Linked DNA regions of Homo sapiens: region 1 is linked to region 2. The links are chromatin loops, found by intact Hi-C in ENCODE. Cell type or tissue: natural killer cell. All regions are shown on one strand. Links, peaks and the distances in the headings refer to the core of each region. The heading gives the core; the rest is flanking DNA. Region 1 overlaps CD96 (CD96 molecule). Region 2 has its middle 220 kb from the start of CD96.

What was found. Peaks named below come from ENCODE experiments on the same cell type or tissue, not always from the same donor. Only the 100,000 strongest peaks of a DNase experiment are listed, where the experiment ranks them.
Region 1: a loop joins it to region 2, with 6 times the contacts of the local background. A loop is called at or near these places in 3 of 110 quality-filtered maps.

The regions. Positions count from the first base shown.
Region 1 is chr3:111,618,631-111,634,042 of GRCh38, reverse strand. CD96 (CD96 molecule) reads right to left here. Exons shown (of 14, transcript NM_005816.5): 9 at 10,221-10,289; 10 at 9,639-9,710. It also overlaps the pseudogene NT5C3AP2. Among named protein-coding and RNA genes, the nearest start is that of ZBED2, 31 kb to the right of the region's middle. In natural killer cell, for the core only: no CTCF peak of the experiment used is centred there; no DNase peak of the experiment used is centred there.
Region 2 is chr3:111,316,816-111,332,227 of GRCh38, reverse strand. No RefSeq gene overlaps it. Among named protein-coding and RNA genes, the nearest start is that of CD96, 220 kb to the left of the region's middle. In natural killer cell, for the core only: no CTCF peak of the experiment used is centred there; DNase peaks (open chromatin) are centred at 7,387 and 7,897; H3K27ac peaks cover 1,092 bases.

The sequences.
Region 1 (15,412 bases), core at 2,610-10,609, 300 kb before region 2:
ACCACAGATAATTTGTTATTTTTGCAGGGTTCTTGATGCAAACTGAACTTTTCTGGAATTCTTGCATCATTTTTACATGCACAGCAGACTTTTGATGAGCAACTTCTTAGCTATTCAATACTCCTTAAGGCATTCTGAGTTCTTCTGTTTTCGATTTTGTCCTTGAACAACAGTATAGGTGGCAAACAATATCCGGAGATACAAGGCCTGGACACAGGAATTTTGATGATCTTGATTTTTCATCTCATCTTCCTTTTCAAGGTGAATATGTACTGGGCCAGCACCACCTCTGCCGCCAGGATGCACACACTGATGCTAGCTTCTGTGCCCAGTTTTGCCATGTCCACCTGGTCCACAAATGTGGCCCTCATACTCTTGCTGACAAAGATGACATTCACAAGCTTTGGAAGTATGGGGCTTATGCCTTAACCATGGGGAAACCCATGAAGCCCCCAGAAATTGGTGCAGGCGTGCCTGACCATGTATCTGTATCACAGACACAGATACTGCATTTGTTTTTTTTATTTTTATTTTTTTACAAATTGTAGCTTTGTGGCAACCCTGTGTCAAGCAAGTCTATAGGTGCCATTTTTTTTCCAACAGCATGTGCTCAATTCATGTCTTTGTGCCACATTTTGGTAATTCTTGCAATATTCCAAACTTTCATATTATTGTTATATCTACTATGGTAATCTGTGATCAGGGATCTTAAATGTTACCATTGAAATTATTTTGAGGCATCACAAACTGCACCCGTAGAAGATGGAGAACTTAATTGATAAATGTTGTGTGTGTTCTAACTGCTTCACTTGCTGGTGGTTCCCCCATCCCTCTTCCTCTCCTTGGGCCTTTTTTTTTTAATCTGAGACAAAACAATATTGAAATTAGGCCAATTAATAATCCTAAAACAGCCTCTAAGTATTCAAAGGAAAGGAAGAGAAGCACTTTTCTCACTTTAAATCAAATGCTAGAAATAATTAAGCTTAGTGAGGAAGGTACGTCAAAAGCTGAGATGGGCTCAAAGCTAGGCCTTTTGGGCCAAATTGTTAGCCAAGTTGTGAATGCAAAGAAAAAGTTATTGAAGGCAACTAAAAGTGCCACCTCAGTGAACACATAAATGATAACACTGCTGACATGGAGAAAATTCGAGAACATGTGGTGTTTGGCTTTTTATTCCTGCATTAGTTTGCTGAAAATAACAGATTCCAACTCCATCCATGTCCCTGCAAAGGACATGATCTCATTCCTTTTTATGACTGTATAGTATTGCATGGTGTATATGTATTACATTTTCTTTATCCAGTCTATTATTGATGGGCATTTAGGTTGATTCCATGTCTTTGCTATTGTGAATAGTGCTGCAATGAACATACCCTTGCATGTGTCTTGAATAATAGAATGATTTATATTCCTTTGGGTATACACTCAGTAATGGGATTGCTGGGTCGAATGATATTTCTGCATCTAGGTCTTTGAGGAATCGCCACAATGTCTTCCACAATGTTGAACTAATTTACACTTCCACCAGCAGTATAAAAGCATTCCTTTTTCTCCACACCCTCATCAGCATCTGTTGTTTTTTGACTATTTAGTAATAGACATTCTGACTGGTGTGAGATGGTATCTCATTGCGGTTTCGATTTGCATTTCTCTAATGATCAGTGATGTTGAGCTTTTTTTTCATGTTTCTGGCCACATGTATGTCTTCTTTTGAGAACTGTCTGTTCATGTCCTTTGCCCACTTTTTAATGGGGTTGTTTGTTTTTTGCTTGTAAATTAGTTTAAGGTATTTATAGATGCTGGCTATTATACCTTTTTCAGATGGATAGATGGCAAAAATTTTATCCCATTCTGTAGGTTGTCTGTTTACTCTGTTGATAGTTTCTTTTGCTGTGCATAAGCTTCTTAGTTTAATTAAGTCCCATTTGTCAATTTTTGTTTTTGTTGCAATTGCTTTTGGCATCTTCATCATGAAATCTTTGCCCGTCCTATATCCTGAATGGTATAGCCTAGCTTTTCTTCTAGGGTTTTTATAGTTTTGGGTTTAAGTCTTTAATCCATCTTGAACTGATTTTTGTATATGGTGTAAGGAAGGGGTCCAGTTTAAGTTTTCTGCATATGGCTAGCCATTTCTCCCAGCACAATTTATTAAATAGGGAATCCTTTTCTCATTGCTTGTTTTTGTCAGGTTTGTCAAAGATCAGATAGTTGTAGGTGTGTAGTCTTATTTCTGGGTTCTCTATTCTGTTCTATTCGTCTATGTGTGTGTTCTTGTACCAGTACAATGCTGTTTTGGTTACTATAGCCCTGCAGTATAGTTTGAAGTTGGGTAGCATGATGCCTCCAGCTTTGTTCTTTTTGCTTTGGGTTGCCTTGGCTATTTGGGCTCTTTTAAAATAGTTTTTTTTTTTTCCAGTTCTGTGAAGAATGTCAATGGTAGTTTAATGGAAATAGCATTGAATCTATAAATTGCTTTGGACAGTATGGGCATTTTCATGATACTGATTCTTCCTACCCATGTGCATGGAATGTTTTTGCATTTGTGTCATCTCTGATTTCTTTGAGCAGTGGCTTGTAGTTCTTGAAGAGGCTCTTCACTTCCTTTGTTAGCTGTACTCCTAGGTATTTTATTCTTTTTTGTGGTAATTGTGAATGGGAATTCATTCATGATTTGGCTGTCAGCTTGCCTGTTGTTGGTGTATAGGATTGCTAGCAATTTTTGCACATTCATTTTGTATCCTGAGATTTTGCTGAAGTTGCTTATCAGCTTAAGAAGTTTTGGGCTGAGAAAATGTGATTTTCTAGATATAGAATCATGTCATCTGCAAACAAAGATAGTTCAACTTCCTTTATTTCCTATTTAAATGTGCTTTATTTCTTTCTCTTGCCTGGCTGCCCTGGCCAGAACTTCCAATACTATGTTGAATAGAAACGCTGAGAGAGGGCAACCCTGTACCGGTTTTCAAGGGGAATGCTACCAGATTTTGCCCATTCAGCATGATATTGGCTGTGGGTTTGTCATATATGGTTCTTATTATTTTGAGGTATGTTCTTTCAATCCTTAGTTTATTGAGAGTTTTTAAGATGTTAAATTTTACTGAAGGCCTTTTCTGCATCTTTTGAGATAATCATGTGGTTTCTGTCTTTAGTTCTGTTTATGTGATGAATCACATTTATTAATTAGTGTATGTAGAACCAGCCTTGAATCCTGGGAATGAAGCCAACTTGATCATGGTGGATAAGCTTTTTGATGTGCTGCTGAGTTTGGTTTGCTAGTATTTTGTTGAGGATTTTTGCATTGATGTTCATCAAGGATATTGGTCTGAAGTTTTCTTTTTTTGTTGTATCTCTGCCAGGTTTTGGTATCAGGATGATGCTGGCCTCATGGAATGAGTTAGGAAGCATTTCCTTCTTTTAAATTTTTTAGAATGGTTTCAGTAGGAATGGTACCAGTTCTTCTTTGTTCCTCTGGTAGAATCCAGTTGTGAATCCATATAATCCTGGGATTTTTTTGGTTAGTAGGCTATTAATTACTGTCTCAATTTCAGAACTTGTTATTGGTCTATTCAGGGATTCAGTTTCTTCCTGGTTCAGTCTTTGGAGGGTGTATATGCCCAGGAACTTATCTATTTCTTCTAGATTTTTTAGTTTATTTGCAGAGAGGTGTTTATACTTTTCTCTAACGATTGTTTGTATTTCTGTGGGGTCAGTGGTAATATCCCTCTTATAATTTCTGATTGTGTTTGATTCTTCTCGCTTTTCTTCTTATTAGTCTAGCTAGTGGTATATTTATCATATTAATCTTTTTTAAAAAACCAGCTCCTAGATTGGCTGATTTATTGAAAGGTTTTTTGTGTGTCTATCTCCTTCATTTCAGTTCCAATCTTGGTTATTTCTTGTCTTCTGCTAGCTTTGGGGTTTGTTTGCTCCTGGTTCTCTAGTTCTTTTAGTTGTGATGTTAGTTGTTAACTTGAGATTTTTCTAGCTTTTTGATGTGAGCATTTAGTGCTATCGATTTCCTTCTTAGCACTGCTTTAGCTGTGTCCCAGAGATTCTGGTACATTGTATTGTTGTTCTTGGTTTCAAAGAACTTCTTGATTTCTGCCTTAATTTCATTATTAACCTGAAAGTCATTCAGGAGCAGGTTGTTCAATTTTTATGTAGTTGTATGGTTTTGAGTGAATTTCTTAATCTTGAGTTCTCATTTGATTGTGCTGTGGTCTGAGAGACTTTGTTATGATTTCCATTCTTTTGCATTTACTGAGGAGTGTTTTGTTTCTGATTATGTGATAAATTTTAGAGGAAGTGCCATGAGGTGATGAGAAGAATGTATATATTCTGTTGTTTTTGGGTAAAGAGTTCTGTAGATATCTATCAGGTCAACTTGATCCAGAGCTGAGTTCAAGTCCTGAATGTCTTTGTTGATTTTTGCCTTGATGATCTGTCTAATATTTTCACTGGGGTGTTAAAGTCTCCCACTATTATTGCATGAGAGTCTAAGTCTCTTTGAGGGTCTCTAAGAACTTTCTTTATGAATCTGAGTGCTCCTGTATGTGTGCATATATGTTTAGGACAATTAGGTCTTCTTGTTGAATTGAACCATTTACCATTATGTAATGCTCTTCTTTGTCTTTTTTTTTTATCTTTGTTGGTTTAAAGTATGCTTTGTCAGAGACTAAGACTGCAACCTCTGCTTTTTCCTGTTTTCCATTTGTTTGGCAAATTTCCCTCCATCCCTTTATTTTGAGCCTCTGTGTGTCTTTGCATGTGAGATGGGTCTCTTGAAGACAGCATACTGACAGGTCTTGGTTCTTTATCCAGCTTGCCATTCTGTGTCTTTTAATTGGGGCATTTAGCCCATTTACATTTAAAATTAATATTGCTGTGTGTGGATTTGATCCTGTAATCATGATGCTAGCTGGTTATTTTTCAGACTTGTTTATATGGTTGCTTCATAATGTCAATGGCCTGTATACTTCAGCGTTTTTTTGTAGTGGCAGGTAATGGTCTTTCCTTTCCATTTTTAGTGCTTCCTTCAGGACCTCTTCTAAAGCAGATCTGGTGGTAATGCATTCTCTCAGCATTTGCTTGTCTGAAAAGGATATTATTTCTTCCTTATGTATGAAGCTTAGTTTGGCCAGATATGAAATTCTGGGTTGAAAATTCTTTTTTATGTATGTTGAATGTAGGCTCCCAATCTCTTCTGGATTGTGGGATTTCTGCTGAGAGGTCCACTGTTAGTCTGATGGGCTTCCCCTTTGTAGGTGACCTGGCCTTTTTCTCTGCCTGCCCTTACCATTTTTTTCTTTCATTTTGACCTTGGAGAATCTGACGATTATGTGTCTTGGGAATGATCTTCTCATGGAGTATCTTACTGGGGTTCTCTGTATTTCCTGAAATTAATGTTGGCTTGTATTGCTAGGTTGGTGAAGTTCTCCTGGATGGTATGTTTTCCAAGTTGGTTCCATTCTTGTCTCTTTCAGGTACCCCAATCAGTCATAGATTCAGTCTCATTGCATAATCCCCTGTTTCTCAAATGTTTTGTTCATTTTTTTCACTCTGTTTTCTGTTTTTGTTGGCCTGTCTTATTTCAGAAAGACAATCTTCAAGCTCTGAGATTCTTGCCTCCACTTGGTCTATTCTGCTATTAAAGCTTGTGATTGCATTGTGAAGTTTTTGTAGTGTGTTTTTCAGCTCTATCAGATTGGTTATGTTCCTCTCTGTACTGGCTATTTAGGCTGTCAACTCCTGCATTGTTTTATCATGATTCTTAGCTTCTTTGCATTGGGTTACAATGTGCTCCTTTAGCTCAGTGAACTTCATTTTTATCCATATTCTGAAGGCTACTTCTGTCATTTCAGTGATCTCAGCCTTAGCCCAGATCTGAACCATTGCTGGGCAGGTGTTGAGATTATTTGGAGGAAAGGGAGCATTCTGGTTGTTGTTTTTTTTCTTTTTCTTTTTCTTTTTTTAAAGTTTTCAGTGTTTTTGTGCTAATTCTTTCTCATCTTTGTGGGCTTATCTGCCTTTGATCTTTGAGTTTGCTGACCTTTGGATGGTTTTTTTGTTTTGTTGTTGCTGTTGTGTTTTATTTGTTTTCTTTGAACGACTAGTCTGGGCACTCTTCTGTAGGGCTACTGTGGTTTGCTACGGGTCTACCCCAGACCCTAGTCACATTGGTTTTTCCAGTACCTGGAGGTATCATCAGTGAAGGTTGTGAAACAGCAAATATGGCCACCTGCCTATTCCTCTGAAAGCTCTGTCCCAGGGGGGTACTGACCTGTTGCTGGCCTGACCGTGCCTGTAGGAGGTGGTTGGAGATTCCAGTTGGAAGATCTCACCCAGTCAAGAGGAATGGAATCAGGGACCTGCTTAAAGATGCAGTCTGGCTGCATTTTGGTAGAGCAGCTGTGCTATGTTGGAGATCTCTTCAGCACCCAATTGATTTGGGCTCTTCAAGGCCCACAGCCTGAACTGGATGAGATGCCCAAACAGCAAATGTCTGCCTCACCCACTGGGCACTCTGTCCCAGGAAGAAATTAGAACTCTGTTGGCCATAGAACATGGGTGGGGCTGGCCAGAGGCCCTGGCTGGGAGGACCCTCCCAGTGAGGAGGAATGGATCTGGGTCTGTTTAAAGAAGCAGTCTGGTCATTCCTTAACAAAACAGCTGTGCTGGGGAACTGTGTTGTGGAACTGCCTCTGCTCTGTTCCGTTTGGACTTTCCAGTGCCTACAGGCTGGAAGGGCTGAGTCATCCAAACAACCAAGGTGATGGCCCACCCCTCCCACAAGGCACTCTGTCCCAAGGAGACATCAGAGTTCTGTCCATAGAATACAGCTGGTGGGGTGGCTGGAGGCCCCAGCTGTGAGGTCCTGCCCAGTGAAGAAGAACGGATCAGGGTTATGGCTATTGTTTTGGCTGGCTTCATAGTATTTCATTGAGTTATCTCATCCTATTTGCCATTTCTTATTACTGAACATATTTTTCACCCTCTTAATACCCTCTCACTCCTACTCATGTACACAGATTTATACATGTTTTCTCCCTGTCTCATCCCTTATATCTCCATCAAAAGCAAATGCTGTCCTGAATGTTTATAATTATTATTCACTTATAAAGCTTAAAATTTTATATCACATATTACGTCTAAGGCATATGGTGTTTATACTTGCTTTAAAATTTCATTAGAAAATATGCCATATGTTGTTATTTGGTATTTACTTTTTAATTCAACATAATGTTATTAAGATTCATTCATGCTGTTGTATATGGTTGCCATTCACTTGTTTTTCATTGCTCTTTAATATTATATTTTATTAGTATACTACAATTTATTTATCTGTCCTCCTGACTATGGCCATTTAGATTACTTAAAGTTTTTGCTATATGAACAGTGTTTCCTCCAAACATTTGTGTGCATATCTCATGCATAGATGTACTAATTTTGGAGGGATTTTTATATCTAGGAATAGAATTGTTGGATTGTAGGTATGCACATATTCAGCTTTGAAATACAATGCCAAAGGATGGTGGAAAGTGATGGTACCACCAGTAACATATAAGAAATTATGTTGAAAGGATGCTGGATAAATCCTATTCAATAGTTGGCAATATCAGATTTCTTAATTTTTGTAAACTGATTACATATAAAATGATTTTCTAATTCTAGTCTTCATTTATATTTCCTGATTACCAGAGACACTGAGCATTTCTTTTTTTTTTTTTTTTTTTTTTGAGACGGAGTCTTACTCTGTCACCCAGGCTGGAGTGCAGTGGCGCAATCTCGATCTTGGCTCACTGCGAGCTCCGCCTCCCGGGTTCACACCATTCTCCTGCCTCAGCCTCCCGAGTAGCTGGGACTACAGGTGCCCACCACCACGCCTGGCTAATTTTTTGTATTTTCAGTAGAGATGGGGCTTCACTGTTAGCCAGGATGGTCTTGATCTCCTGACCTCGTGATCCACCCGCCTCAGCCTCCCAAAGTGCTGGGATTACAGGCGTGAGCCACTGCACCCGGCCGAGATTGAGCATTTCTTTAGATGTTTCTAGCCACGTGTGTTTCATGTTTTGTGGTGTGACTTTTGTTTATTTTGTCATATTTGTTATTAATTTGTAGGCATTCTTTGTAATCTCTTGATGTAAAATTTTGATCCTTAGTCAATTATATATTCCTGATTCATTTTCAATTATATGTGTGGCAAATATGTTCCCCAGATTATAGCTTGCTTTTTGTTTTACTTTTTAAAGACGTCTTTTGATGAACCCAAGTTTCTTAATTTTATTCTAATTTTTACATATTTTTTATGGTTATGTCTCTTTGTTAAGCCCTTCCCTACTCCAAAGCAGGAGGAAATCCACATTTATTTTATTCCATGTTTTAATGTTTTGCTTTTGACATAAAGATCTTAAACTATATAGAGTTATTTTTGTGTAATGTGCATGGCAGGGGTACATTTTAATTTTTTTTCTTATCAATAATCACTATTTCTAGATCCTTTTGCTGAACAGTCTCCTCTTTTCACAGTAATCTGCCACACCATCTTTGATAGACACTTAAGTTCCATTTATTTTTAGATTTCTTTCTATGCTCCCCCTTCTGAATACTGTCTTTTCAATTCTTATATTTGGGTACTGGGTTCATGGGTGTCTATTACATTAACATATTTATTAAAAGAAATATGTTAAATTACAGAGGGTCATGCATCGACCAATGATGAAAGTGTCTCATGAATTAAATATTATGATTAATTCAAATCTGTGAGCCTGAGGGCCATCAAAAAGATAAAATAAATAAACAATGCTACAAAGAGCAGTCCTATTCATGTTCTTTTTCTCTCTTTCTTGCCTAAGGACAAGTTCCCAGGAATGAGGGAGCAAGAGTATATGAAATATTTTTAAAGGTTTTAACTGTAAAACTTAAATGCTTTCCAAAGGGACATACACATTACGCTTTGTGGCAAAGAGTCTAACATTTAAATTCAGAGTTCTGGCCCTGTGGCATCCATCGTCCTCTCTCCTTTTGCTCCAGCCTCCTTCCTTACCACTTCCCCACCACACTGATCGTTGTCTAATACCACTAAGAGGCAATATATTTCTTCTTCAGATCCTGTCTGTATCTGCTAAAGCAGCACTTACAGACTCTACTGCTAGTTGGCCAGATTAAAAGGAAGAATGAAACAATTTCTGGACTCACGTTGGTCTCTCTCTTTTCATTTTTATTACTGATACGCATTTTCTAGCTAGTTTGCTCTTTCCCCAAATATATTCACAGCTTGCTCTTTCGGGTTGACTGGTTATAGCATTGCTCAGATGTCACCTTCCTCAGTAAGACCTTTCAAGACTGCCCATTTAAAATGGCAACCCTTCACTCTCGATTCCCACTGTCTCCCTCCTGTGCCTTTTTTTCATATAACTTATCACCACTTGTCTGTCTCCCCTTAATCAGAATTTGGAGCTTAGATCTCTTTTGTCCATGGGTGTAGTCTCAGAATCTACAACAATACTTTAAACATGATAGATGCTTTGTGAACATTTGCAAATATTATTACAAACAAAGCACATAGATGTCGTTCAATATATCTGTCGGATGAATGACTGAAGTCCAGAGGACTCAAGGGACCCACGATTATACTTAACATTTTTTGGTATCTGTCCCACTGGAGGTCCAGGGATAGTTGAAGCCTCGGGTAGTCATACTGGAATTGCTGGCTGAAAGACAAAATTATTTTCAGAATCCAGCTTTTTTCGAAAGCTGTAATTTAACTTTGCTTTGATGCACAGAATTTTTAATCTATGTGACTTTGGGGAAATCTGAAATTGAAAATGTGCTTCCCTATGCAGGAACACTAGCTGGCATATTAAGCAAAAGCTCTGTAGTTTATGTTTAATGCCAGCTTGTCACTGATTTGTGTTCTTTTTCTGTTCTTGTCACAAACTCAGATCACTGAGAGTATTGTGAAGACTACTTTAATATTACCTTAAAATCCCTTGACAAATAAAAGATACAATATAATAAATCACCAGCCCTTATTTTTTAAGATTATAGAAATTGTCATATCAATATATAGTCACCGCAGAGTAACCCAAAACCAAGATATTAACAAACATCAAATGAAAAATACAGCTGTTTGCTGAAACGTCAACATTATAGAAGCAGTAGTAAAACTTGTGAGTGTGTTGTCTCTTTCCAATCATGTAGGAAAACTTTGCTGAACTCACGTTGAGGAGTGGTGTTTGGCCTCAAGGCACTCACATCTACAAGGGTCACTGAAGATGTAGCTGGATATCCTATTTTGAAAATAAAATTCCCAAATTATTATATGTATTTACATTCGTATGTTTAACTGTGCCACTACATTTAACAAGAGCCTGGAATATTAGAGTTGGAAAGAATCTTAGTGAACAGCCTCATTTTATAAATGATGAAACCGAATCCAAAAGGAATATGCTTGTGGTTAAATAATCAATATCCAATATCATTTCTTTGCTATTAACCCGGTTTCCTAATTCTAAATGTATTATATTCATACTTTCAAAATATATTATTTCAGTGTCTACTGTATGCCAGACTCTATTCTGCACGCTGGGGATATAGTAATAAACAATGAAGACAGGGTCCCTGCTCTCATGAAACTTACCTTATAGTGAATTTTCACAAATACTACTGTGAAAACCGTATCTTCACATGCTAAATATGGTTTCATATTTACTTCAATTGTTAGTTTGCAAAGTCATTTCTCCATCTTTATACTCCATAATTGTTACATTCTCTTCCTTCCCCCTCACTCCCCCAAAATGAAAGACTGATTCATATTCATTTGAAAATAGCTCTATATTTTAGAACTATTATATAAAGCAAGGTAGATTAAAGAAGAATATCCAACAACAGTCCATTGAAATCAGGTTTATATCTCTTGGAAATAAAAATTTTAAATACATTTTGTGTGCATTTCTCTTTTGGTCCAAAATGTATTTAAGGTGGTTTATATCAATGTGCAATACAAGAAGATAAAAGCAGAAAGGCAAAATAGGAACAAGGAAAATACAGTAGAAAAATTATGTTGAGTCCTGTTGAAACCTAAACAGGGATAGTGGACAAAGTGCATTTCCTGATGTCTTATGCTCTTAGTAGATGTGGGCCCCACATTTGGTCTGACCTTTCTGGTAGGAAGTGCTAAGAAATAAAGAGTATAGGTTATGTGCTTGATGAATATAATAAGATAAAAACAGTATTATTATGAATAGCTAGAGAAATAGTTATTCTTTTTGTTGTGATTAAAAAGAAACTTTTCCCCAGATCTTCATAAAAAGAATGCTGTATAATTGTGTAAAGTATCCTATAAAATATCATTACAGTATGATAGCCAGTATGTTCATTCATCCTCAAGCTTTAGTTGGTAGTGAATGGCAGCCAGCTTTCCTGGTACCTCAGTTATGTGAAAGGACATGCCTTAAATAGAGAACATGGGCAATCAAATCAAATGAATAAGTTGGCATTGTGGTTAATGCATTTATAAGTAGTTCACATCCAGAGGTCATCAATGATAACCTTTTTTTGCAATGCAGCCTATCAATGAACTACAAAAAGATACTTACACACCGTGGCTTCATGATTAAAAGAGTCATACATATAAAATACTTAGAAGAGTGCCTGACATGTAGTAAATGCTAAAAAGTATGTCTTAGAATCTGTAAAATAGGTCACTTGCAGTTTAGCAGATGTTGATAATACAAGCATATTCTAACTATAGGCCACTTGAATCTCCTGAGGAGTTCCACAATTACCCCATTTACCTTGGTCTTTCTGGAAGAAAGTTGATCTAAGGTAACTAATTCTTTCTTCCCCAGGCCTGGCCCAAGTCAAGAACTACATTCCAAAGTGTTGCACTAGAAAAGGGCTAATAGTCAGAAATACAGAGTGTGATAGTAGGCTGGGGCATTAGCTTTGTGGTAGGGTAATAACTTCTCACTGGCAGAATCACCTACAATTCTTCTCCTCTGCCATCCCACTGAGCCATCAGTACCAGATTCTTGTGCGGTAATTGTAACTTCTAGCTCACTGCCTCCCACCATTCATCAAAGGCTGTATTAATAGAAAAATTGCACAAGATTGACTACCTAAAGCATATATGATGCTTTTGTAGATTGCTTTGAACTGAGTATTGGAACTACATTCCTAGTCACTGTGGAATTGCTCTTATATAGTACTGAGGATTTTCCCATTGGCTGACACTAGATGACAGTCTAATACGATGCGGGGAGGGGTCGCCATTGTTCACTTGCAGTGAGAAAGTCCCTGGGACTGTGCTCCACCACGCCCTCTAGAGGAGGGCCCAGGCAGTCTCTGCATTAAGAGCGGCTGTGCTTCTGGACAACTGCCTTGTTATACCATTTTACAAACCTATGGATCACCAAGTGATTTATAATTTTATTTCTGTCATTAAGAAGACTTTGCTTTTGTTCTCTCTGCAGCAATTCCTTCAGTTACCTCTTTTCAAAATTCTGTATTGTTATGTATTTTTAAAGTTACTTCATATTCCTTTTGGGACAAGACAAGGTAAAAATTATATAGAAGAAAATAAATAAATTAGGTATAAGTAATTTGAACACTGTGAGATACTGAGAGATATGATAGGCTCTTCCTAATGAATAAAGATGGTTCTTTCCTCCTTCCTCCCCTACCTTCTCTCTCTCATGCTGAGAATTAACCTCCAAAAGTATTTGCTGAGAGACTTGGTAAGTAAATTCAAAGGAATTGTTCTTAACAGTGGTGCTATGATAACAATTGTCATAATGAGGATGATGAAAAAGATCTAGGAAATAAACATCAAAGAACTTAATATTTATTTGTAAACTACATGACCACTACCTAGAAATCTCAGTCTAATAAGCAACTGCCAGCAGCCTTTAAAAATATATCTTACCTGCAAGCAACAGACACTTTCCTATGCCAGCCTGGTTGCCCACACTGGGTGCTGGCACTGACCAGGACATGTGATTTAATTCTGGCAGGAATCACAGGAATCCTGATGAAGTATAACTTGATTGGGAATTTCATTTATATTAAAATGACTGATTAAATGTTCTCTTCTGGAGGTCAGAAAATAATGTGACATAAATCATTTCTCAAGGGTTACTGCAGGAGAAGGAGAACTCACTCATTTGATTCTACCTATTATGTTATTTAGGGACCTTGTTGGGGGAGAAACATGCCTCAGGGATGCATGCTGCCTTAATCCTTGTGTGACTATGTCTCTGCCCCAACTTAGACATCTATGTTGCTTTACCCTTCTCACACACAGTGCTGTGGAGTACATTGAGGGCTGAATACATGCCAAGTGTGGGGAACAAAAAGATCAATGATACCTAGTCTCCTAGTCTCTTTCCCCAGGGAGCACAAAGTTATTTCGCTCCTATTGGTCTCCAGCTGAATTTTCTTTAGACTTTCACTTGAGGGTCTGAACCAACTTGACAGGTTATTGGGATAATGACCCCTTTACTATGGGACCTCACTCATTATGTAGAAGTCAGAGTTAAAGTCTTTTAGAGAACTATGTAGTTCCTAGATAAATTAAATCTACCCCTCTCTCTCCCACTTTACACTGTGGTTCAAGGTTAAGGCCCCTTCACATTCCATGACCTGATCTCTAAAAACCTTCACATAGTCCTCTCTTGATACTCCCTGCATACATTTTTTTTGTTTGTTTAACCAACATTTGAGAGTCTCTAAATTTCAGGCACTGTGCTTGGCACTGGGAATACTGCTCTCCTGGAGTTTAAGTTCATGAAGGAGATGGACATCAACCAGACGATCACATAAGCCAATTCAAATGCTAGAACATATTAAAGCAGGGGTAGCCCAGTCAGAATCCCAGGAAAGCTTTCCCAAGGAATTTAGTGGGAGATTGTGGCCAGCGGAGGGAGGGTGGGAGCTTTCAGGCAGAGGGCATAGCCATGCAAAAGCCCAGTGTGTGGTCTCACATGTCATGGATTAGTAATAGCCATGTCTGGCACCTGTCCATTCCAGGGCTGGGCTTTTACAAGCCCTCAGGGGTGTTTTTTCCATGTGCTGAGTTGAACTGGATGTGAGAGCTAGGTGGGGCGTTACCTGCCAAAGTGCATATCCAAGACAAAAGCAGCAGGAGAACAGTGACCAAACTGTGGCACAGTGTGCAGCAACACTGCTTATTTCTTAGGAGTTTTGTTTTGTTTTAAAAAATCCCTTCTTAGAACCTGACCTGGAGATTCTGTAACTATATAAGAACATGTCTGACTGTCTCTTGATATCATGCAGAGAATTAAAAAATTTTATTTGCATTCCTCATAGCCATGTTTTTGAAAGATTCATATTGATCATATATTTCCAGATGTGAGAAAGCTTGCTTTGTACCTTTTGTTTTAAGGCTAAGTTTATATTTCACAACATAGCAAAATCTCTTCAATATTCAATAGTGTGTTCTAAATCATGAGATACTATGTAGGCAAGTAAGATGACAAACTCTGTGATAGGGAGTTGATGGCTTTGTTTGCTGATTGTTTATTCCTTCTTCAATGTAAATGTTTATTATTATCAAATCTTGCAAGTATCCAGAGTTACACTATAATGACCCATGTCTCCAGGAAATAAGATGAAATTTAGAGGTAAACACTACTTCACACAAAATGTTTTGTTTATACTAGCTCAGAAATGGCCATGAGGTTACATGAGGAGGTTTGAAGCCTTCCTGGCTCATTTCTATTTTAACTCTTTAAAAATTTTCTCACTAAAATAAAAAAAAACCCACCCTTTTATGCTATCACTGGAAATTCAATTAAGTTAGAAGACAGCTCCAGTCAGTGCTGAATTGAGTGGGCAGACAGAAACATGTTCTAAAAGAGCTAATTCTGGTCATCTCCATGTGACATCATTAAGCAGAACTGAATCTCTTAACCTATACTCTTGCCAGTCTTCCTAGTGACCTAACTGCTAGAGAAAGGAAAGGTAGAGGAAGGCTAGAAGACCTATGGTTGATTAACTTTTGGGAAATACTGAAATATTTTCCAAACAACATAGATTTTAAAAATAATTTAATATGGACCTACTATATGCCAAATAAAAGAAGCAAGTGAGCAGTTGCAAAGTAGCATAAGTGGAGCATAAAGAATAAGCTGGTAACTTAAAAAAAAAGCGAGGCCGGGCGCAGTGGCTCATGCCTGTAATCCCAGCACTTTGGGAGGTTGAGGCGGGTGGATCATGAGGTCAGGAGATTGAGACCATCCTGGCTAACACGGTGAAACCCCCGTCTCTACTAAAAATACAAAAAATTAGCTGGACATGTAGTCCCAGCTACTCGAGAGGCTGAGGCAGGAGAATGGCGTGAACCTGGGAGGCGGAGCTTGCAGTGAGCTGAGATCGTGCCACTGTACTCCAG
Region 2 (15,412 bases), core at 4,539-12,538:
AGCTTGGAAAATAACTAGGACCTTCTAGTTCTTGATAATCATCAGGACCTAAAATAAGGGTCACATTTACTTCAAAGAAGTACTAGTGCAGTAAGATCAAAGGTTCATCTTGCGCCAGCCTTCACGGCAAGCTGAATTGTACTAATGGCCTTACAACATATGGAAGAGCAATCTGTATCATTCTACTGAAAAAGGATGCACATCACAGCTCTTTGTAAATGGATTTTCAAGCTTATTCCTAGTATTCCCTGGCATAGATCTGATATTGTTACATGCCTTTGCACCATGTTATTACTGCTTGGAAACCACCATAAATGTTTTCCTCAACTTTTTCACTTGACAAACTCTGACTTTTTTTGAAGACACAACTCAAATATCACATCTATTCAGTATTCCCATGGCCCTTGGGTCTACCCTGTAGGAGCCCTGACCCCACGATAGGGTGGGATTCAGAGAATGGAATTAGTTAAGGTAGCCTAACCCAGTATGAGTGGGTAGAAAATTAAAATGATTGAAAGAGTAATCTAAGGTTGGGATTGGGGAGATAACTCATTACCAGGTAAAATGGCAAATAAGAATGGAGTAAGTTTTAAGATCATTAGCTGAGAATGATTTTTTTATTTCTGAAGTTGTAAATCACTGTTGAAATATCCTTTATATATGTAGTGTATGGTGTAGAGCCAATGCGAGATGGCAAAGTCCACCCTGACTGATCACAATTTGTTATTGCTTCACATATTGATTTTTGCCTTTCATCTTAGTTGTCACCTCTAGATCCAGAGTCCTTGTTTTTCTATATTATCACAATCTCTACCATAATGCAAGGCATGTAGTAGGTGTTCAGTGAGTGTTGCTGATTGACTCATTGCCTATAGATTTGTAACTTCTTCAAGGGGGCAGTGTAAGTTAGTGACTTGTCTCTTAGGCATAGTTTTTACCTTTACAGTGGTGATGACTAGTTCACAAGGATTCTATGTCCTTGGAAATGTTGGACAATGACACTTTATAGACTGTCAAATATGCTTTATTATCAAAGACAGTGGAATCGAACTCACTTCTTTACCTCATCTTAGACCTATGTACATAAAAAGCCAACTCCAAGAAGGTATGGAACACAAATTACATGCAACTGTGGTTCCTGCTTCAACATTTGTAATGGGATAAAACAAGGTTTATTTGAAGATCAAAGGGATTGCTGTAGGGATATGTTAGGGGCTAAGGAGTATGTTAGGGACTAAGACAAGAAAAGTTGAAAACAAAAAGAACAAATTCTATAGCTTTTCCCTGCTGGGGAAAAGAAGAGAATAAGTTATGGGCTACAAAAAGTTATGATCTTGTACTGCCTCCACAACCCATCCTGTCTTCCTCCCATGGATCTACTTTAATTTACCACCCATTTTCCAAAGGCCAAAGACAGGAAAATCCCAATTTCAGTGGAATCAAGATTGTTCTTGATTTTCTGTGCCTTAGGACCTTGCTACTCAAAGTGTATTCCTAAGGTCAACAACATTAGTATCGCATAGGAGCTTGTTAGAGTTGCAAAATCTCAGGGCCTAGCCCAGACTTACTAAAGGAGAATCTGTATTTTAACACGATCCCTGGGAAATTTATATGCACTCATGATAACATGGGAAGCTATGACCTAGGATAAGCAATACACAGAGTGTCATCCTTCAAGAGAATTCACCCTAAGACATTTTAAAATCACTCCAGAGAATAATTGCCCATTCACTCTTGTTTCCACATGAGACCTGGCTTGAACCTTCTATCATCATGCTCATCCCAACAAAGCTTACCCAGCCTTTGCACAGTTCCTGTAGTCACTGAGATGATCAGCTACCTATTCACTTTTCCATTCCTCATTTACAATATGAGCTCTACAGACAATCTTGGTCAGCAAGAATGGCCAGCTGACTCACTGACCGGTATCTAAGTTATTATTACATGCCACCTTGTAGGCTTTCTCCTTTGGTGGCAGACATTAGGATTTTCTCAGTTGCAGGTGAAGAAGGAATATTTGGATTTTCTCTATCAACATTATTAATTTTTTTGATTCTATATCAACATTATTAACATTTCCCCCATATACTTTTATTTGGATATTAAAAAAATAAGGGTATAACTTTCAATCTGACCTACTCTGACTGGTACCTGGACAATAAATGACTCTTTTAAGGGAGAGCTCTCCACCCTGCTGCATTCTTCTCTGTGCCCCTAGGAGGCTGACTTCTAGAGGCTGTATTAGCTAGGTTGGGGTGCCCTTGGCCTTCTAGGTGGATTTGGCCAGTGGAAGGCATGAGGATACTAAAGGATGAGAAGAAGAAGAAGTCTGGGTGTTTTTCTGCCTTCCACTTCCCTTCAGATCTCCTTGCCATTTAGGCCTACTGGTGGTAAGAGCTTCTTGCTGATATTAATAAGTGTTTTATCATCTATTATAGGTAAGCTTGATCCTGCCCATATCTTTTAACATAATGTCTTTAATAAAGTCTCTTTAATTCCCTCTTTGAGTACTCAGTCCCATCTGTGTCCTGCCAAGACCCTGACTGATTTAGTCACATTGTTTTCTTTGCTCTCAGCTTAGTCTTAAATATGCACAATGTAGCACACTTGCAGGTTCCTGTTACTTTTAATTAGATCATTGTTCACTTGACACCTCTCTAGCCTGCTTGCAAGTGACCTCTCTTGGTGCTCTAAGTCAATGCTTCTCTAATTTTAATGACTTGCATACACATCACCTGAGCGATCTTGTTACAATCCAGATTCTGACTCAGAGGTCACGAGTGGGGCCCGAACTCTTTGACTTCTAATAAATTCTTGGGTACTGAAGGTTTTTGGGCCCACAGACCACACTTTGAGGCTTCAATTCAAACATTGAAGACCAAGAGGGATGAAGGAGAGCAATGGTTCTCCAAGCATACTTAGTTCTTAACCAGCAGCATCAGCACCACCTGAGGACAAGACTGTTACAAATGCAAATTCTGGGTCCCTAACCCAGACCTACTTAATCAGAAGTTCTGGGGTGGGGATCAGCAATCTATGTTTTAGCAAGCCCTCCCAGTGATTCTGATTCACAGCTAAGTTTGAGAATCACTGAAATAGAAGATAGTGCACTTGTAATAGCTATTTTTGAGTTAAAATTACTTGAGTGACTTCACATAAAACAAGGCATGGATTCCTCAGAATAAATCTATTCAATATAGAGAAGCAATATAATGCAGGAAATTGACATTAGCCACATTGACAGAATTTTAAATTTCTGCTATTGTCATACACAATATCATGAAGGAAAAGAAAGTTACCAATAAATGTGTTTTGAAGATAGCACATTTCCTCAAGATTCAGTTCATTTTAATCATACTTATAACACTCAGATCTATGGTAGGTACTGCAAGAGATACAAATCTCTAGTCAGTCTTTGTCTTATGGAATTTACAATCTCAAGGAGGGAAAAAAACAAGCATTGGCTGGGACTACTGCAAGGCTTCTTTCTAGGATTCAAATTATGAAATCAGAGAATAAGGAATGATCAGAAGTCTGTAAAACGGCAGCATGGAGATAGAATATTTCCTGGACTAGAAGCAAGATGGACAAGAATCAGGTGATCCTTGGATAAAGGAGAGCCACAGAGATAAACACTATTGAATTCTGTTGTCTGGTTTAGCCCTACTGTGAAGCTGCTTTTGACTAGAGTATCTTTTGTACCAAGCTTTTGAATCACAGCATCGCTCTGATTACATGCCTACCAAGCAAATTTCTGGCTTTTGCTATTGCATTTGTTGTATAGCCAGAGAACGACCATCCACTAGTATGACCAGTTTACTAGACAGTTGATCTCATTCTAAATTAACATAATTTCATTCTTGGCTCATGTTCATACTTTTGTGCATTTAAGAATTGTGAGCTAGATGTGATTGACGTGGAACACTGACAAGATAGAATTTTTGAATAGTGAGGCTAGAATTACGGGTTGGACCACAGCAGTTTCTCTACTATAATGCTACCTATATAGTTTCTTTATGGATAACCAACCAGTCTCTAGTGGTAATATCCATCTCAATATACATCCCATTTAAACCTTTGAAAGTCACACAAATATGAGAAGGCCATGGCAGTTGCATAAAAGTGGTCTGCCTAAGATAAATATTCAAAGGAAGAGTCAAACAGATCAGATTGGGAGATATGCTCAGGAAGATCAGTAAAACTTAGAGAATGGGTAGACTTTTTTTAATTGAAAAAGAATTCAAATAGCATAAAATCTACCTTTTTTTAGTGTATGATTTAGTGGTTTTTTTTTTTTTTTTTTAAGACAGAGTCTTGCTCTGTCACCCAGGCTGAAGTGCAGTGGCACAATCTCAGCTCACTGCAAGCTCTGCCTCCCGAGTTCACGCCATTCTCCTGCCTCAGCCTCCCAAGTAGCTGGGACTACAGGTGCCCACCACCATGGCTGTTTAATTTTTTTTGTTTGTTTGTTATTTTTTAGTAGAGACAGGGTTTCACCATGTTAGCCAGGATGGTCTCGATCTTCTGACCTTGTGATCTGCCCATCTTGGCCTACCAAAGTGTTGGGATTACAGGCGTGAGCCACTGCACCCGGCCTATTTAGTGGTTTTTAATACATTCACGAAGTTCTGCAACCATCACCACTATATAATTCCAAATATTTAGACTCCCAAATTGATTTGTATTTTCAATGCAATGCCAAGACCATTGAATAGATAAAGAATAGTCCTTTCAACAAATAGTGTTAGAACAATTAGATAGCCACATGCAAAAGAGTAAAGTTATATTTTTAACCTCATACAATATGCAAAAATAACTGAAAATGGATTAAAGATCTTGATGCAAGAGCTAAAACTACAAAACTCTAAGAAAACATAGCAGTAAATCTTTATGACCTCATATTTGGCAACAGATTCTTTTATGTGGCACAAAAAGCACACGACAAAAGAAAAAATAGATAAATTAGACTTCATCAAAATTAAAAACTTTTGTGCTTCAAAAGACACAAAATCACAAAAATAAAAATACAAAAAATATAAAATAAATGAATAAAATAAATAAATAGTAATAAAATAAATAAATAATATATAAATATAAATATAAAAAATAAAAAGACAATTCACGAGGTGGAAGAAAATACTTGCAAATCATATATCTGAGAAAGAGACTTGTATCCAGAATATATAAAGAATATATAAAGAGCTGTTACAACTCAATAATAAAATGAGAACTTGATTTAGAAACCTACAAATGATGTGAATAGACACATCTCTAGAAAAGATATATAAATAGCCAATAGTGCATGAAAAAAAAATGCTCACATTATTAGTCATTAGGAAAATGCCAGTAAAAACCACAACGAGATACCACTTCACAGCCACTAGGATGGCTATAATCAAAATGACAGACAATAATAGTTGTTGGTGAAGATTTAGAGAAATTGAAACCCGCCTACCTTGCTGTTGGGGTTGTGAAATGGTGCAGATACTTTGGAAAACAATCTGGCAATTCCTCAAAAAGTTAAACAGAATTACCATATGGGTCAGCAATTTCATTCCAAGACAATTGAAAACATATGTTCACAAAAAAATACACAAATGTTCATAGCAGCATTATTCATAACAGACAAAAGATGTAACAACCCAAATATCTATCAACTAATTAAAAAACAAAATGTGGTATAGTCATACAATGGAATGTTACTCAGCCATGAAAAGCAATGTAATATTGATACATGCCATAACATGTATGAACCTTAAAATATTATACTAAGGGAAAAAATGCCAGTCACAAAGGACCATGTAGTACATGATTTTATTTGCATAAAATGTCCAGAATAGGACAATTTAGAGACACAGGAAGTGGATTAGTGGTTGCTTAGGGCTGCGGGGGAGGGAGATGGAGATACTAGTAGATTAGTTGTTGCTTAGGCCTGTGGGGAAGAGGGGATGGAGATACTAGGGGGTAATACCTAAAGGTTAACGGGTTTCTTTCTGAGGTGATGAAAAATGTTCTAAAATTGTTTGTGGTGATGATTGCTTGACTCTGAATATACTTAAAACCCTTAAATTGTATATTTTCAACAGGTGAATTTTACGGTATGTGATATATATCTCAATAAAGCTGTGGTTTTTTTTATTTAAAAAAAAAAGTCAAAAAGAAATGATGGAGAGAAAACAAGTCCTTGGTATTGTTTGAATTATTGGACCATGCCTTGCCTAAAGTCATTTCTGCCTCAACACTCTCAGTTACATGAACCAGATAAATATCTCCATTGTTTAAATCAATTTGAGTTGAGATTTGGATTACTTGCAACATACTTGGATTCATAACGAACATATACTGTGGCAATGACTTATCAGGAAAAATTGAGTTAAGAAAGCAGGTTGAGAGCAGGGAAACGAAATAAAGGCTATGACAATAATTGAGAGAATGACAGGCAGTGAAAAGGAGTTGGCAATGTGGATGCTGAATCTAGAAGATTGGAAGAGGGAAAATTGAAAATGTCTGAAGAGACAAATCTTAGGAATTGGAGATCTCTGCTGAACTCTGAGCCCTGGCTGGTAAGGACAGTGTTTAATTCATCATTGCTGCATTACACAGTTTAGCTGCTGTAATAATTCCGAAGCACCATTTGCTTTCAACTATCATTTATTTCTTGCTCATATGATATGTAGACTGTGAGTCAGCTGCAGCTCTGCTTCAGGCTGCAGCTCTCTTGCCTATGGCCTCTCGTTCCAGAAGCCAGGAAGAAGGGGCAAGCCCTCTCTGGGAATACTGCTCTCAGGCAAGGGAAGGCAGGGCCAGAGCATTGGCCAAACTTGCAATGCTTTTTGAAAGCCTTTGCTCACTCATGGTGTATATCACAGCCCATATTCCTTTGCCCAAAATATGTCACATGGCCAACCAAACCCAAAGTCAATGAAGCAGAAAAGTATTACTTTCCACACGGAAAACACCATAAATCACACAGCAATGAGCGGGGATATAGTACCTTCTCCAGGAGAAGGAAGAAGTGAGTAATTGTTAACAATAACTCAATTTCTCAAAATTGCTTTTCCTTACCTATCATTCTACCTGGTATATTGTAGATAGCAAACACTTATTTATCATTTGAACAAATTAGGATATAAATGAACAACTATATGCATTGATAAATGGAGAAAGAACCTTTTGTGGAGATGCAAAAAGAAGAGGAAAAGATGAGTTTATGTTGATTTTGAAGAACTAAGGAAGGTAAGGATAGAGATTATTCAGCTAATAATTATAAAGTTGCAGAAAGAGAGTAAGAGTGAAAGTTAAGAGTGAAAGAGACACCGATGGGAGACAGATGCTGTGAAGTAGGTGAGATCACCAAGGAAGACTGTGTACAGTGAGAGCAGAAATGGGTTGTTAGAGCTGGAAGAGAAATAGATGCCATGAAACATCAGTCAGGATGTGGTCAGAGGCCAGAACAATGCAATGTCAAGGGTTTTGAAAAGAAAAGGTGGTCAATAGTGTCCAAGGTATGTTAATAACCATTAAATGATAGAGTTCTGTCACCTTTTTTTTTTCTACAGAGGTCCATTTCACACAGGAAAATAAGTTAACCGAAGGCTATATGTTAGCAAAAACCTAATTAAATTTTGTGAAGGGTGAAGAAAAGATATTTTGAAGGAGAAAAAAAGATTCAAATCACCTGATTTAAAAATTATGCCCAAGCAGCAAACAAAAATTAATATATATAGCAAACATGTAACAATAAACTTCAATTCCCTATTATAGCCAGATAAGAGAGAAGTAGCAAAGGGAATGAACGAGAATAATAAAGGAAGAGAGGAGGAAATGGAAAAAAAAGGAGGCTAGAACAAAATGAAACTAAAAACAAGGAAGCAGTCTCAGCCTAGTGGTTCTCAACACTGGCTACACGTTAGAATCACCTGGGGAGATTTTAAAAAATACTAATACTTGGGCTCAACCCTGAGAGATTCTCAACTAATAGGCCTAGAATAAGACCTGATATTGGTATTTTTAAAAAGTCCCAGGTGGTCTTAGAGGTACAGAGGAGAAATGGAGTGGCATGTGGAGTGAGGTAAATTACTTTTGTCCCATCTCGTAGTTTACTTGGACTATAGGCTCTAAGAAATCTTCAAGATGAAAATTAGCTATCATGACAGGCACAGTTCAGCTGCATTTTACTCTTAAGACAGTGAGAGTGATGAAATAAATGGGAGCTCAGGAGGTAAATAAATTCCTGAAGACCTGGCTATAATTCTAACTGTTAGGCCTTAATATCTCTTGGCATCTTAAATCTCATAGCATATCTGGGTCTGTTTCCACACCTGCAAAATGGAAACGTATAGGCAAGATGATTTCTAAGGCCATTATCACAGTTTTGATTTGAAGAGTCTTAGAAGGGAAGAGGGTAGGATGGCCAGTCAAAATCAGCTCTCTCCTGGCCTGTACTGAATGATCTATTGCACTTAAATGTACACTTAGTACATATTTTAAGGAAAAGCAAAAATGTGGTTGGGTGGAGCTAGAAAGTCAAAAAAGCAGGAAAGAAAAGGCTCTTTTAATTTCAGCATACATGAAAGTTTCGTGTTTGGGTTTTTTAAAAAATAAATATTGCTGAGTGGCACTATGTGTTTATGCTTTGGGCCTTTATTATTAATAAAACGGCACTGCTTTTCCCATTATCTACAAATGATCTGAAGTACCTTGAGGGTCAGAAAAACTTTAGCCAAGCAAGACAGTAAGGCTTATGTGGAAAATGGATGAGAACTATTTGCCTATTGGAAAGAAAAGAGGGTTGTAAGAGAGCTTCAGATTCTAAACTCTATTTTCAATTTTAGCTTCAGACAGGGAGGGAGAGGCAAGAAAGGAAACATAAAGGCAGAATTAGGGCAAGGACTGCACACCCCTACCAGCCCCAGCCCCATTACAACACTGCTTTGTACAGATGGCAGTTGCCACTTGGTCCTGGCTTTGCAGCTTCTAGGTCACCCTCTGTGCCAAGGAGAAGCAAAGCTCATGGCTTCTTTGCACCAGAGGCTGGAGGTTGCACTGACTCTTTATTGAAGTTGGTCTAACTTGCCCCACTGCAGATGTTCAAGCCCCAGAGGGCTCTGGGAGAATCAAGCCTTTTCGTTGCATTGCTTAGACCCATGCGTCTCCCTGTGTGAGCACAGTTCAGAAGCTACCTGGCGCACTTTTAAAGTGAAGAGGAGCCATACATTATGGGAATGTTTATATTAATGGATTTGATTTATCGCCAACTTCCTTTCAAAATGACCCAATTTATAGTAGCACCCTATATCAAGAAATAAATACAAATGAAAGAAGATCTAGTTAAAATATCACATTTTCTTGCTCTTCCGGGTAGGATTAGTTGTTCCTTATCTGTGCTCCTCAGTTATTATAACAATAGCTACCTTTCATCAGATGTGAGAAACATCAGCGGGCTAAGTGTTTTACATACACTTAATGCTCACAAAGCCCAAGGCTGTAAGAATTATTATTTCTCCACGTTCAGATACAAAAACTCAGCCTGAACGAGGTCAATCCATGTGATCAAGATTGCTCAGCTAATAAATGGCAGAACCAAAATATAAACACAGAATGATTAACTCTGGAATTTCAACTACTGCTAAATACTGCCTCTATCAAGCACATCTTCTTTAAAATAGCATAAATTTCTGATTATAAAAGTCATGCATGACCATCATAGGTAATTTGCTTAAATCAAGAAAAATTTTAAAAGTACTCATTCTTCATAACCTTCTCTACCAGTCACACTAGACCTTGGTTAATATTTTTATGTTTTGTGGCATTTTAAAAACTTTTATAAAAAATGTTTTACTGGATATAATATTATTTGCACTTTTCCCACAACACTGAATTCTTCATGAATACAAATTTTAACTGAAAATAATAGTTCATAATAATTTAAGTAAACAACATCCCCCTGGACTTTTGGGTTTCTTTTTTTCTGCTGTTTTAAATATCACTAGGATGAACCTCTTACACAGAAACCTTTGTTCCCACTTCTGATCATTTCCTTAAGATACATATCAAGTGGCCTGTTAAACATCTCTTCTCTGGGAACCACCTGCTCCTCCCGCAGGTGTTTTCTATATTTATATTCAAGCTGTGGAATCCTGCCTTTCTAACCATACCTAATGTGTGCAGTGTTGTATGCCAGACCCAAACTAGTCTATTTAGTTTTGGAATTTGGCATTTTAACCCGAGAGACATAGACACTGAGTGTTATTTCTAGCCAAGTCACATACTGGCAACATTCCAGAGGAAGAATGATCCTGCTGATAAGATCGCCAAAGCTGCCCTGGTTCCTGACCTTCCCAAAGCCTGGAATTTTACCCATTCCTTGTATATCCCCAGATTCACCAGTATCTTTTCAATAAATACCCTTATTTGGACACACCATGTCTGGTTGGTTTCGGAAACTTTAAATTAAAGAGACTTAATTAGTGAAAAAGAAAGTAATGTTTCTTGAAGAGGTATTACTTGGTTAAATTTAAGGTCATTCATGCATGTTGCCAAGTTGTTCCCTGGAAATTTCTATAGTTTGCATTCCCATCAGAAAACACAAGGGAGGATCCTATTATTTTTAATATTTTTGCCAAATTTAAAGGCAGATAGTACCATTTCATTCTTTACATTTGAATTTCATTAATTACCAATAATGTTTAACATTTTTATATGCTTATTAGTTATATTTTGTCAACCTCTGTGCCTATTTCCATTTGCCTGCTGTTATCTAAGGCTTTCTCTTATTGATCTATATACATCTTTATATATTGAGAATGTTAACCTTGATGAGAATACTTCTCACATTTTGCTGTAATTGTATAATTATGTATCTGTCACTCCTCTCCCACCACTGCCTTTCCTATATTTGAAGCTTCTGCCGGGCTGAACTGTACACAATTCTTGTATTAGAATGAACTAGTGTATGCTGTGTTACCAAATAGTCCAATATCTCAGTTGCTTCACACACACACACAAAAGGAATATATATTTTTTAAGTTTGTTAGGGGTGGCAGCATCCTGCTCATTTCAATGCTTAGCGACCCAGGTTGTTGGAAGCTCCATATTGACTCATGTTTCCATAAGCACTGTGACAGTTCAGGCAATTTGGTGAAGTGTGTGCTCATTCTGCCCACAAATAATGTACATCCCTTCTGTTCATATTTCATTTATCAAAATGACCCATGTTGTCATAACAAATTTCAAGTGAGAAGGGATGTACAATCCTACCACATGCCTGGCAGGAAGGGAGAGTCAAAATATACATGAAAGGCCAATGGCTACCACATCCCTGTGCTATCTCACCATTTCTCGCAGCTTCATGCTACTGGAAGGCTCTCCTTCTAGTTCTTCATGTTCAAATTCAACCAATGCTTCAAAGGTCATGTCTTTTCTGAAGTTGTTTCTTATTTCCTCCAAATGGAATTTATTTCATCATCTTCTGACCCCCCTTAAAATCTTTACTAAGAGAGTAATTTCTTTCTGTCTTGATTTACAGTCACTTATGTACATTTTTCTCTCTTTCATTTGAATTGTGAGCTTCTTCAGGGAAAGCTCTGTATCTGATTTGTGTTCATATACTTTACAGGGCTTAGTCCAGTGCCTTGTATATTAAACTTGAGATAAATGTTGCTCGAGTGAAAAACATATATAAGTCCTAACTTATAGACATTCATTTTTGCATAATACCAAGATTTACTTGAAACTCAATAGTGTTAATAATAATTAAATTTTTAAACATGCTAAACTTTAAAAAAACTTTTGTTTTAGGTTCAGGGTACACGTGCACGTTTGTTATATAGGTAAATTGCATGTCATAAGGGCTTGGTGTACATATTATTTCATCACCCAGATAATAAGCATAGTACTTGATATGTAGTTTTTTCAATCCTCACCTTCCCCCAACCCTTCGCCCTTAAGTAGGTATCTGGTGTTCCCTTCTTTTTATCCATAGGTACTCAATGTTTAGCTCCAACTTATAAGTGAGAACGTACGGTATTTGCTCTTCTGTTCCTGTGTTAGTTCACTTAGGATTATGACCTCCAGCTCCGTCTATGTTGCTGCAAAGGACATAACCTCATTCTTCTTTATGACTGCTTAGTATTCCATGCAGTATATACCACATTTTCTTTATTCGGCCTACTGTTAATAGGCATTTAGTTTGATTCCATGTCTTTACTATTGTGAATAGTGCTGCAATGAACATACATGTGCACATGTCTTTATGGTAGAACAATTTATATTTCCTTGGGTACATAGCCAGTAATGGGATTTCGGGGTTGAATGGTATTTTGTTTTAAGTTCTTTGAGAAATCACCAAACTGCTTTTCATATTGGCTGAACTAATTTACATTCCAACCAACAGTGTATAAGTGTCTGTTACTTTTTGACTTTTAATAACAGCCATTCTGACAGGTGTGAGATGGTATCTCATTGTGGTTTTGGTTTGCAATTCTCTAATGATTAGTGATGTTGAGCATTTTTTCATATGCTTGTTGGCCATTTGTGTGTCTTCTTTTGAAAAATGTCTATTAATGTCCCTTGCCCACTTTTTGGTTTTGTTTTTTGTTTTTTTGTTTTTTTTTTTTTGCTTGTTAATTTGTTAAAGCTCCTTATAGATTCTTGATATTTTGCCTTTGTCAGACGCATAGTTCGCAAACATTTTCTCCTATACTGTAGGTTGTATATTTACTCTGTTGGTAATTTCTTTTGCTGTACAGAAGCTCTTTGGTTTAGTTAGGTCCCATTCATCAATTATTGTTTTCATTGTAATTGCTTTTGGCATCTTTGTCATGAAATTTTTGCCAGGTCCTATGTCCAGAATGGTGTTTTCTAGATTATCTTCCAGGGCCTTTATAGTTTTAGGTTTTATATTTAAGTCTTTAATCCATCTTGTGTTGATTTTTGTATTTGGTGTAAGGAAGGGGTCCAGTTTCAATCTTTTGCATATGGCTAGCCAGTTATCCCAGCACTATTTATTTATTTATTTATTTATTTTGAGATGGAGTCTCGTTCTGTCACCCAGGCTGGAGTGCACTGGCCCGATCTCGGCTCACTGCAAGCTCCGCCTCCCAGGTTCATGCCATTCTACTGCCTCAGCCTCCTGAGTAGCTGGGACTACAGGCACCCACCACCATGCCCGGCTATTTTTTTCTATTTTTAGTAGAGATGGGGTTTCACCATGTTAGCTAGGATGGTCTCGATCTCCTGACCTCATGATCCGCCCGCCTCGGCCTCCCAAAGTGCTGGGATTACAGGCGTGAGCCACCGCGCCTGGCCCCAGCACTATTTATTGAATAGGAAATCATTTCCCCATTGCTTGTTTTTGTCTACTGTGTCAAAAATCAGATTCTCATCAGTGTGCAGAATTATTTCTGGGCTCTCTCTTCTGTTACATTGGTTTATGTGTCTGTTTTTGTACCAGTATCATGCTCTTTTGGTGACTGCAGCCTCATAGTATAGTTTGAAGTAGGATAATGTGATGTCTCCAGCTTTGTTCTTTTTACTTAAGATTGCTTTGGCTATTGGGGCTCTTTTTCGGTTCCATATGAATCTTAAAATAGTGTTTTCTAATTCTGTGAAGAATATCATTGGTAGTTTGATGGGAATAGCATTGAAGCTATAAATTGCCTAGGGCAGCATGGCCATTTTAACAATATTGATTCTTCCTATCTGTGAGCATGGAATCTTTTTCCATTTGTGTCATCTCTGATTTATTTGAACAGTGTTTTGCAACTCTTGTTTTAGAGATCTTTCACCTTCCTGATTAGCTGTATTCGTAGGTACTTTACTCCTTTTGGGCTATTGTGAATGGGATTGCATTCTTGATTTGCATTCAGCTTGGATGTTGTTGATGTATAGGAGTGCTACTGATTTTTGTACATTGATTTTTTTCCTGACACTTTGTTAAGTTTATCAGATCAAGGAGCTTTGGGGCAGAGACTATGGGGCTTTCTGGTATAGAATCATGTCATCTGCACACATGGATAGTTTGACTTCCTCTCTTCCTATTTGGATGCCCTTTATTTCTCCATGTTGCCTGATTGCTCTGGCCAGGAATTCCAGTACTATGTTGAATAGGAGTGTTGAGAGAGGTGAGAGAGGGTATCCTTGTCTTGTTCTGGTTTTCAAAGGTTATGCTTCCAGCTTTTGCCCATTTAGTATGATGTGGGCTGTGGGTTTTTCACAGATGGCTCTTATTATTTTGAAGTATGTTCCTTCAATGAGTGTGTTGAGAGTTTTTAATATAAAGACATGCTGAATTTTATCAAAAGCCTTTCCTGCATCTATTGACATGATCATATGGTTGTTTTTAGCTCTTTTTATGTGATGAATCACATTTATTGATTTGCATATGTTGAACCAACCTTGCATCCCAAGGATAAAGCCTACTTGATCACGGTAGATTAGCTTTTTGATGTGCTGCTGGATTTGGTTTGCTAGATTTTGTTGAGAATTTTTGCATCTATAAACATCTTAAACTTAAAATTAGCAGGTCCCTTGACTTTATCAACGTTTCTCAATTCAGTGATTAGTTGAGAAAACTGGTAGCTGCAAAGTGCTTGATAAAACTACAAACTCTTTCTCTTCAGGTGCATGTGCCAGTGGTCAAACTTCCAACACTTTTCAGAAAGGACTCTTGCATTAGTGAACATGTCACTAACGTGGTCTTGAGTTGGGCATGGTTTGAAATTTTTGCTATTCTTATTTTTGAATATAAATCACTGTTGGTTTACCTTCATCTTTTCCCATTTATATGGGTATTCATTTACTTAACCCTGTATAAGGTTTTTATATTATTTAATCCTTTATATTGTACTTTTGAACTCTAGTTTTGGACAAGAAATTTACATATATACATATATAGAAACATACACACACATATGTACACACACATATATGTATATATGTGTAAAAATATATATAATGTATATAATACATATTTATGTATATATCTATATATATACAGACATGTGTATCTGTAATATATAGAATTATATGTGTAATATGTATACATACATACACACATACATAATTTGCACACATAGATGTAGAAACTTTGCATTTATTGTTTCTTCAAATCTTCCTACAGCAGCAGATTTTAATTATTTACTTAAATGTCAGCTCCTTAACTTCTTTCCCTGACCACCCTGGTAGAGTAGCTTCTGACTGTCCTCCTGAAACTCCCACCTTCTATTCTATTCCTTGTTCTTTTTAGATCTTATTATTGCTTGAAATTCTTTTATTAGTGTGCCCATTTTATTTGATTTTTATTGTTATTCTTGCCACACTCAAAGTCAATATCTTCCCACTAAAATGCACTGTCTAGAGGATGGGGATTTTGTCTTTTAACTATACAGACAAGAAGCAAACATTGCCTGAT